Linked DNA regions of Homo sapiens: region 2 is linked to region 1. A link is a contact called in ENCODE Hi-C or POLR2A ChIA-PET data. All regions are on one chromosome and are shown on one strand. Each heading gives the region's core, a stretch centred on a gene start or an enhancer-like site at or near the end of the contact. The rest is flanking DNA. Distances are from core to core; before and after follow the strand shown. Region 1 overlaps ZFAND3 (zinc finger AN1-type containing 3). Region 2 overlaps BTBD9 (BTB domain containing 9).

Region 1 (3,383 bases), core at 677-3,176:
AGTGACGGGCAGGAAACACCCTTCTGTGTTTCTGTGTGAATTTGGGCACAGCATTTAAGCCAAAGGAAAGGTGACATTCCATCTGTCTGCCCAGCCAAACATCTGGGTTGCTGGATGGCATACCACAGAAGCCCGGAGATAGGAACTTCCAGGCTGACCTGAAGGGAGTGAATTTGACTACTCTAGGTACCTCCAAGTGGAATCACACAGGATCAAGGGAGAGTTTTTCAGGTGTTTGGCGCACAGTAGGTGCTCAATGAACCAGGGCAACTTTTCCCAAGGTGTGCTGATTAAGAAAAGTTTTTTTGGTAACAAATAAGCTTGGTGTTGCCACAGCCACCTTTCCCAGGGTTTTTAAATTAAAAAAAAAAATACATATATATGTTTAGATATGGGCTCTCAGGCTGTTGCCCATGCTGGAGTGCAGTGGTGCAATCCTAGCTCACTGCAGCCTCCAACTCTGGGCTCAAGTGATCCTCCCGCCTCCACCTCCTGAGTAGCTGGGACTATCAGGCGTGTACCACCACCCGCTCCCCGCAGCAATTAAATTTTTTTTTTTTTTTTTGCATCACATGCCACATGCAGGGTTTGAAAAGAAAAAAAAAATATTTTTTCGTAGAGATGAGGTCTCACCATGTTGCCTGGTCTCGAACTCCTGGACTCAAGGGATCTTCCCACCTTGGCCTCCCAAAGTGCTGGCATTATAAGCTCAAGCCACCGCCCTCAGCCTTCAGGGTTTTAAACATGTGCTGTGTTGTGATGTGCCAGCTGCCTGCATCTTCCAAAGCAGCTCTGATCAAAACCAACACTCTATGTTGCATCTCAGAGACCTGAACTCCCTGAAACCCACTTTCAGAGAACAGTAAGGCAGGTTTCTGAGGACTTGGCCCCTCAGTTCCCAGGAAGGGCTTCCATCATTCCCTTATTAAAGCATTTCAATTTTTCAATCAATGTTATATGTTTAACTGTAGTCGTAAATATAAGGCCTACTGCATTCCTATCTCCTACCCCAAAGAAAACCAATTTTAACTTCTAAGCTTTTTCCTCCTCTTTTACCTCCATATTTCTAAATAACATACTACTCTCAAGTTTTCAGCTTTGGACATCCTTTGTTGATTTCCTGCTAAGAACAAGAACTTGGCTCTCTTATCCTCTGCCACCAATACACAGGCACATTCTTTCCCTCTCCCAGTCTCCTACTGAGATCCAGCATATATTTTTACCAGAGCAATATTCACTAGTATTTGTGTTTACATTATTTGTACGTAAATATTATTCACAGCTGAGTCACACAGGGTCTGCAGCTCCTCTTCCTGTGTATTTCTGCTTAGGCATTAATACACTGTTATTACTTGCTTAATTGTCTGTATCTGTCTCTGATTCTTAGACCTTCTCCAAGCCCTCTGACAGGACCCAGTGCTGACAAGATATGGGGCCACCTCGCAGGCCTCGAGCTGTGTGCTGAGTTCCCCCAGAGCCCGCCCCAGGTCCCAAGTCTCCATGTCTTTCTCCGATCACTCCTCCCTCACTGCAGCCTTCCCCCATGTAGTTGCGAGAATGGCTGCTGAGGAAATCAGGTTTTGAGACTCCTGCAGACTTCTCTTGGGTATCTGTGTTACTGTTGTGCCCATCTGGGGCCCTCTCTCTTGGAGACCCCCTTCTTGGGGCTAGAGGGGCTGCTCACAGCTCCCTGAATGTGCTGCTGATGGCTCCCTTGAAGACCACGGCCCACTCCCACCCATGGTTTCCTGTTTCTCACGCCACCCAGCAGGAAGGTTTCTGCTTGTCTTCCCACCATCCCCTCTTCTTGCTGTGGACTGTTGTTGGCATAACAACAGTTATGTTGTTGCTGTGGACTGTTGCTCTGTGAAGCAATCAGGAAGGAGCTGACGCAGACCCAGTTCCTGTGGACCAGTGGGCAGAGCACAGCCCACTGCTCCCTGCAGGCCCGCCTCACACCCAGGCCACCAAGGCCCTCTCTTGCCCTTTGCCCCCGTGCTTGTTCATCGCCACTGGGCCTCTGATTTCCTCTGAGGATTTTCATCACGCTCATGACAACTATGCGGTCAATATCTCTGTCCTAAAAGAAGTGGGGACAGGTCCCACTCCTGTGCCTCGCCCCTGCCCTGCCAAATGTTTTTTGAACATTTAAAAATGTAGTTAAGTTCATCCTATACACCAAAGAGTGCCACAGCACACACCTCCTCCAAGCCAGCCTTTGGGAGCCTTCGTCATCCATCCTGGAGGCCCTTCCTAGGGTGGGGTTCGGGTCTAGGGCATGCTGCCTTCCCTCAGGACCCAGCACCCACCCCACCCACGCCTGGGGCCCTCAGGGCTGGGGCTCGTTTTCTGATCCCCCCCAGTGTGTAACCTCCTGGCTGCTGGCACAGGCTTGGCCCTGCAGACCCACCTTTACCCCAAGGCCAGTCCCGCAGCTTCCCAGGGCAGAGGCTCCCAACAGAAAGCAAGGAAGCGGCTGTTTAGCCTGGACACTAACTGGACGAGTGCCTCCAAGTACTGCAGACGGTCTCTGCACACAGGCCCCCATCTCTTTCCAGCCCTGGCCAGGGAGATGGGTCAGTTTTCCCAGCAACCCAGGGGGCACTTAGGAGAAGGGGTGAAACAAGAAAACCAAACTTTCATACGATTGGTTTAATTTTTTTTTTCAGCAGGAGAAAAAAGAATAAAGTTACAAGATTCTTTTAATATTTTCACAATGTTAAAACTAAAACTGAGCTCTAGGCTATGTGTGTAAGTAAATCTAGAACACAAAAGGGTTAAATAAGATTTTCTCTTTTAAAGATACAAGAATTTAAGCTTTCCTTACATTTAACAAACTTCACAGAACAGATACTGCAGGGGAACAAGCCCCACCCCCCACCCCCCCCAGCTCTAAGTCAGGAAGCGAACATGGGCTTCGCTCCCCCAGGCCAGCTCCCCTGGGCTCCTTCCCATGGCTGCCTCCACGCAGCAGGCAGAGGAGGGGGCGGGGGGCCCTGGGGAGGGCCGGGAAGGGCTCGCACAGCCTCTTCGGGACCAGAGCTTGGCGGAAGCCTATGGGGGGCTGCCTCACTGAGGATGGCCCGTATGGTGGCCAAGGGCTGTGGCTTGACAGCAGTGGTAAACGCTGGGCAGACCTGGCCCCTCTGCCCTGGGTTGCCCTAGAGCAAGACACCGGTCTGGGTCCTGAAGCAAGAATTAAGGCTGGGGATTTTGCAGCGGGTTCCACTCTGGTGGGTGGAGGGTGGGAAGAGCATGACTTCCTATTTCAGTACGTCGGATCAAAAAACATTTGCAGTTGCAGGTGTTCAGCTGTTAATTTGCAGACAGAGTTGAACCATTTGTTGTTTTATAAAAAGGAAAGTTGCTGGGTTAAACTATTC
Region 2 (3,435 bases), core at 813-3,312, 420 kb before region 1:
ATACAGTCCAAAACATGCCTTAAACAGTTTTATCTTAACAACCGGCCTATCTTTGTATATGTCTAGGAGTTTTCATATATTTTGGTTGGTAAAATATATATAACATAAGATTTGCCACTCATCTATCTTGTCAAATGTAATTCAGTCAGCATTCACCTCACCAAGATAGTCGATGTTATCTAATGGCAGATAATATCAGGCTTCAAAGCCAGTGTGAACATTCCAACCATGATAATGAACTCAGAGCAATGGTTCGCTTTGCCTTTCTGGACTCATTTTAGGAATGTTCGTGAGTTAAGTGGGGATTGCTCTATGTAGCCAAAAGCTTAGACCAGTTATCCTCTTCAGCCTTTAACTGGAGATGGAGAAAAGTGACTCATCAATTTATGTTTAGTTTTTCATATGCCTTGAGAACCATGTTATGTCTTATCAGCCTTTTCTTTCTCAGGAAAGGCAATTTCCGCTTTACCCATAATCTGTAACCTTCAAATTGTCTTCTTGGTTATCTGGTAAACTCTCTCCCAGTCCTTTCCACAGCTTTCTTAGATGATCGAGCCTAGTACTAAACAGAAAACACTAGTAATGAATGGTGGATATTGAGTACTCTGGGGGGTGCTCTTAAAATTTTGAGCTATTCCTCAACATGGTGCTGTTAATTTGGCAGCCATATAATATTGCTGAAAAATGAGAAAACTTTAGAACATGAGCGAAAATGGATAGAAGTAGAATTCAAAGTGTGCATGTGACTGGTGGCTGGAATTGCAAGTGGGATCTTGGTCTAAAACCTGGGAGTTGAGAGAGAAGAAAGCAGGGCTAAAAGCAACGTTCTCAAGGTTATGCCCGTTGAGAGAGGGAACAAGAGCGTAGGTGGGAGAGGTATTTACTTCAGGGGCTGGTCAGAGTTTAGAGGAGGATTAGGAGCGTTGTTTACTGGAGACAAGGCCAGACAGGGTGTTGAGATGGGTGTAAATTGACAATTTAGAGTCTGGCATAGGAGAGATGAACTTGGTTAATACAAAACGGTTTCTTTCTTTATTTCCTTTTTTAAAAAATTATCAAAATGGAAATATCTCTCATTATAAAGTTATAATGTATATATTTTAAATATTGATAAAACTTGCCATCTGGAAATGTTGTACTCAATTTCTACCAATTGCATGTAAAAATGCCCCTTTCTGTGAACCTTCACCAATGCAGACACTGTCACCGTTTTGCCAATGTAATACATAATTTGTTTAAAACAAAAATCCTATTTTACTTTGAATTTCTTTATTGGTGAGTTAAAGTATCTTTTAATACTGGCCATTTGTTAATTTCTTATTTATGAAAAGCCTGTTTTTGTCTTCTGCATATTTTTCTTCTGAGATAGTTTTCTTTTTGTCTTGTGAGAACTTTGTATCAATACATATATATATATGACATTATCCTTTTGCCTGTCATATATGAAATTTGTTAACGCATTTTTAGTGTTTTATTGGTACTTTTTGCCATATAGAATTTTACTTTTTAAAAAATGTATTCAAATCTGTCAGTCTTTTAAATGATTTCTGGCTTGGTATTATGATTAGAAGATTATTCCTCACTCTAATATTAAAGTATGTTAAACTTTTATGTATATATATATATTTTTTCCACTACTTGTTTTTTTTTTTTAAGCCTTATATCTTAAGTATTTAATACAGTCAGGATATTTTGCATAGATCTTTTCAGGTAGGGATAGTCAGTTGATTAAAGTCATTTATTTGATAATCATTTCTTGCTATCCTAATGTGATCAGCCATATTTATGATGAGCTGGATTCTAGCATATACCCTACTCAGTTCCACTGATTTCTTTGATTCTTGCTGAAAGTATTTTAATTATTGTAGTTCACTTCCCTCCTTTTTCTTCTTTTCTTAGAATGAGAAATTGTGTGTGCCATATGTGTCATAGAAAAAAGAAAGGGTATCATAGAGCATCTGCTAGGCTGTCTTCTGGTTGTTGTAGTCACATTAGAGGCCGTAAGTGATGATAAACATCTCACTAGAATGGTTCTACTTTCACTTACAACAGGAAATTTAGGCATGCTTCACCAGCTAAGGAAATAGATTTTATGTATTCATTCGTCACTCACCCATTCAACAAATAAGCGCCTACTTTATGCTATTGTTGTACTTGATATTGAGGCCACAACACTGAAGAAGATTGCCAAGGTTTCTGTGCTTTTGGAATTTGGGAGAAACAGATTAAAACAAACAAATAATAAGCACATCACATAATTATAAGTGTTGCAAAGATGGTACTGTGATAGTAACAGAAGTCAGGGGAGAAGGATTATTTTAAATAGGATGGTTAGAAAAGGCCAGAGATGGGGGGTAGGTGTTTTAAGCTGAGATGAAGGGGGTGATATTTTCTGGTCATTGTTTTATTTGTTTTTGGTTTTGTGTGTGTGTGTGTGTGTGTGATTGTTTCTTTGTTTTTTAGATGGGCTTGCTCTGTCACCCAGGCTGGAGTGCAGTAGTGCAATCTTGGCTCACTGCAACCTCTGCCTGCTGGGCTCAAATGATTCTTCTACCTCACCCTCCTGAGTAGCTGGGACTACAGGCATGTGTCACCACACTCAGCTAGTTTTTTCTATTTTTAGTAGAGATGGGGCCTTGCCATGTTGCCCAGGCTGGTCTTCAACTCCTGGACTCAAGCGATCTGACTGCTTCAGCCTCACAAAGTGCTGGGATTACAGGTGTGAGACACCATGCCTGGCCCATTGTTTTAGATATTTACACAACATCTAAATATTTTCTTTGGTGTACATTGAATGTTATTTGGCAGTAGCTGGTCTACTGTGGGAGACCTCATTAGAGGAATACTCTAACTTTACTGTGTTTTGGTATATGGCATTTTAATCTCATTTATTGCTACTATACATTCTAGGCCCCCCTCATTCCTGGTGTCAATAGATACAGCATAATTTTTTTTCACCTATTCTCATTAGATTATAGTACTTACATAGTGCTATAGATCTACATAAAATAAATGAGAAAATAAGCATTGCTATTTATGGAAGCATTCTTTCCCTGCTATATTAACACTTGTATAACATATGTCTTCTTTCATTTCTCTTTTGTTCCCTACACCTCTGCCCATAACTGGGCATTGATGTATCTATTTACTTTTAAAGGTAGACACTCTTACATTATTCAGTGTTCACTAGATTGCTTTAGAATCCTAGCTAGAATAATACTGAGCCTTTACTTTCTTCTTATGACTGAAGAGCTTCACAATTCAAGAAATGCCTTATTCAGATGTAAAAGAAACAGGATTAGTTTCATTTTTTAAAAAGTTATCTTTTTAGTTCATACTTAGTTTGAGTTGTCCATCTACCTACAACCTTGATATTACAATTGAACTAGCAAGAGCAACCCTCATAGAGGAACATTTTCTTCTAAGAATGCAAAG

The links. Hi-C counts contacts between places; a loop is a spot of excess contacts on that map. ChIA-PET counts read pairs that join two places held with the same protein, here RNA polymerase II (POLR2A). Pooled maps may share reads with other maps.
Region 2: a pooled map shows a loop between it and region 1 (4-fold over the local background). The contact joins two enhancer-like sites. A Hi-C loop is called at or near these places in 1 of 168 maps with a recorded cell type or tissue (IMR-90) and 2 of 50 pooled maps. POLR2A ChIA-PET finds 5 or more read pairs at or near these places in 2 of 52 experiments (OCI-LY7 and WTC11).

What each region holds. Positions count from the first base shown.
Region 1 is chr6:38,153,879-38,157,261 of GRCh38, reverse strand. It overlaps ZFAND3 (zinc finger AN1-type containing 3), which reads right to left. Exons shown (of 6, transcript NM_021943.3): 6 at 2,638-3,383. Among named protein-coding and RNA genes, the nearest start is that of BTBD9-AS1, 330 kb to the left of the region's middle. Within about 2 kb of position 1,926, at least 5 of the 41 ENCODE cell types and tissues checked have a DNase peak (open chromatin) inside an H3K27ac peak, as active enhancers do.
Region 2 is chr6:38,570,983-38,574,417 of GRCh38, reverse strand. The region is part of intron 6 of BTBD9 (BTB domain containing 9); the gene reads left to right. Among named protein-coding and RNA genes, the nearest start is that of BTBD9, 67 kb to the left of the region's middle. Within about 2 kb of position 2,062, at least 6 of the 41 ENCODE cell types and tissues checked have a DNase peak (open chromatin) inside an H3K27ac peak, as active enhancers do.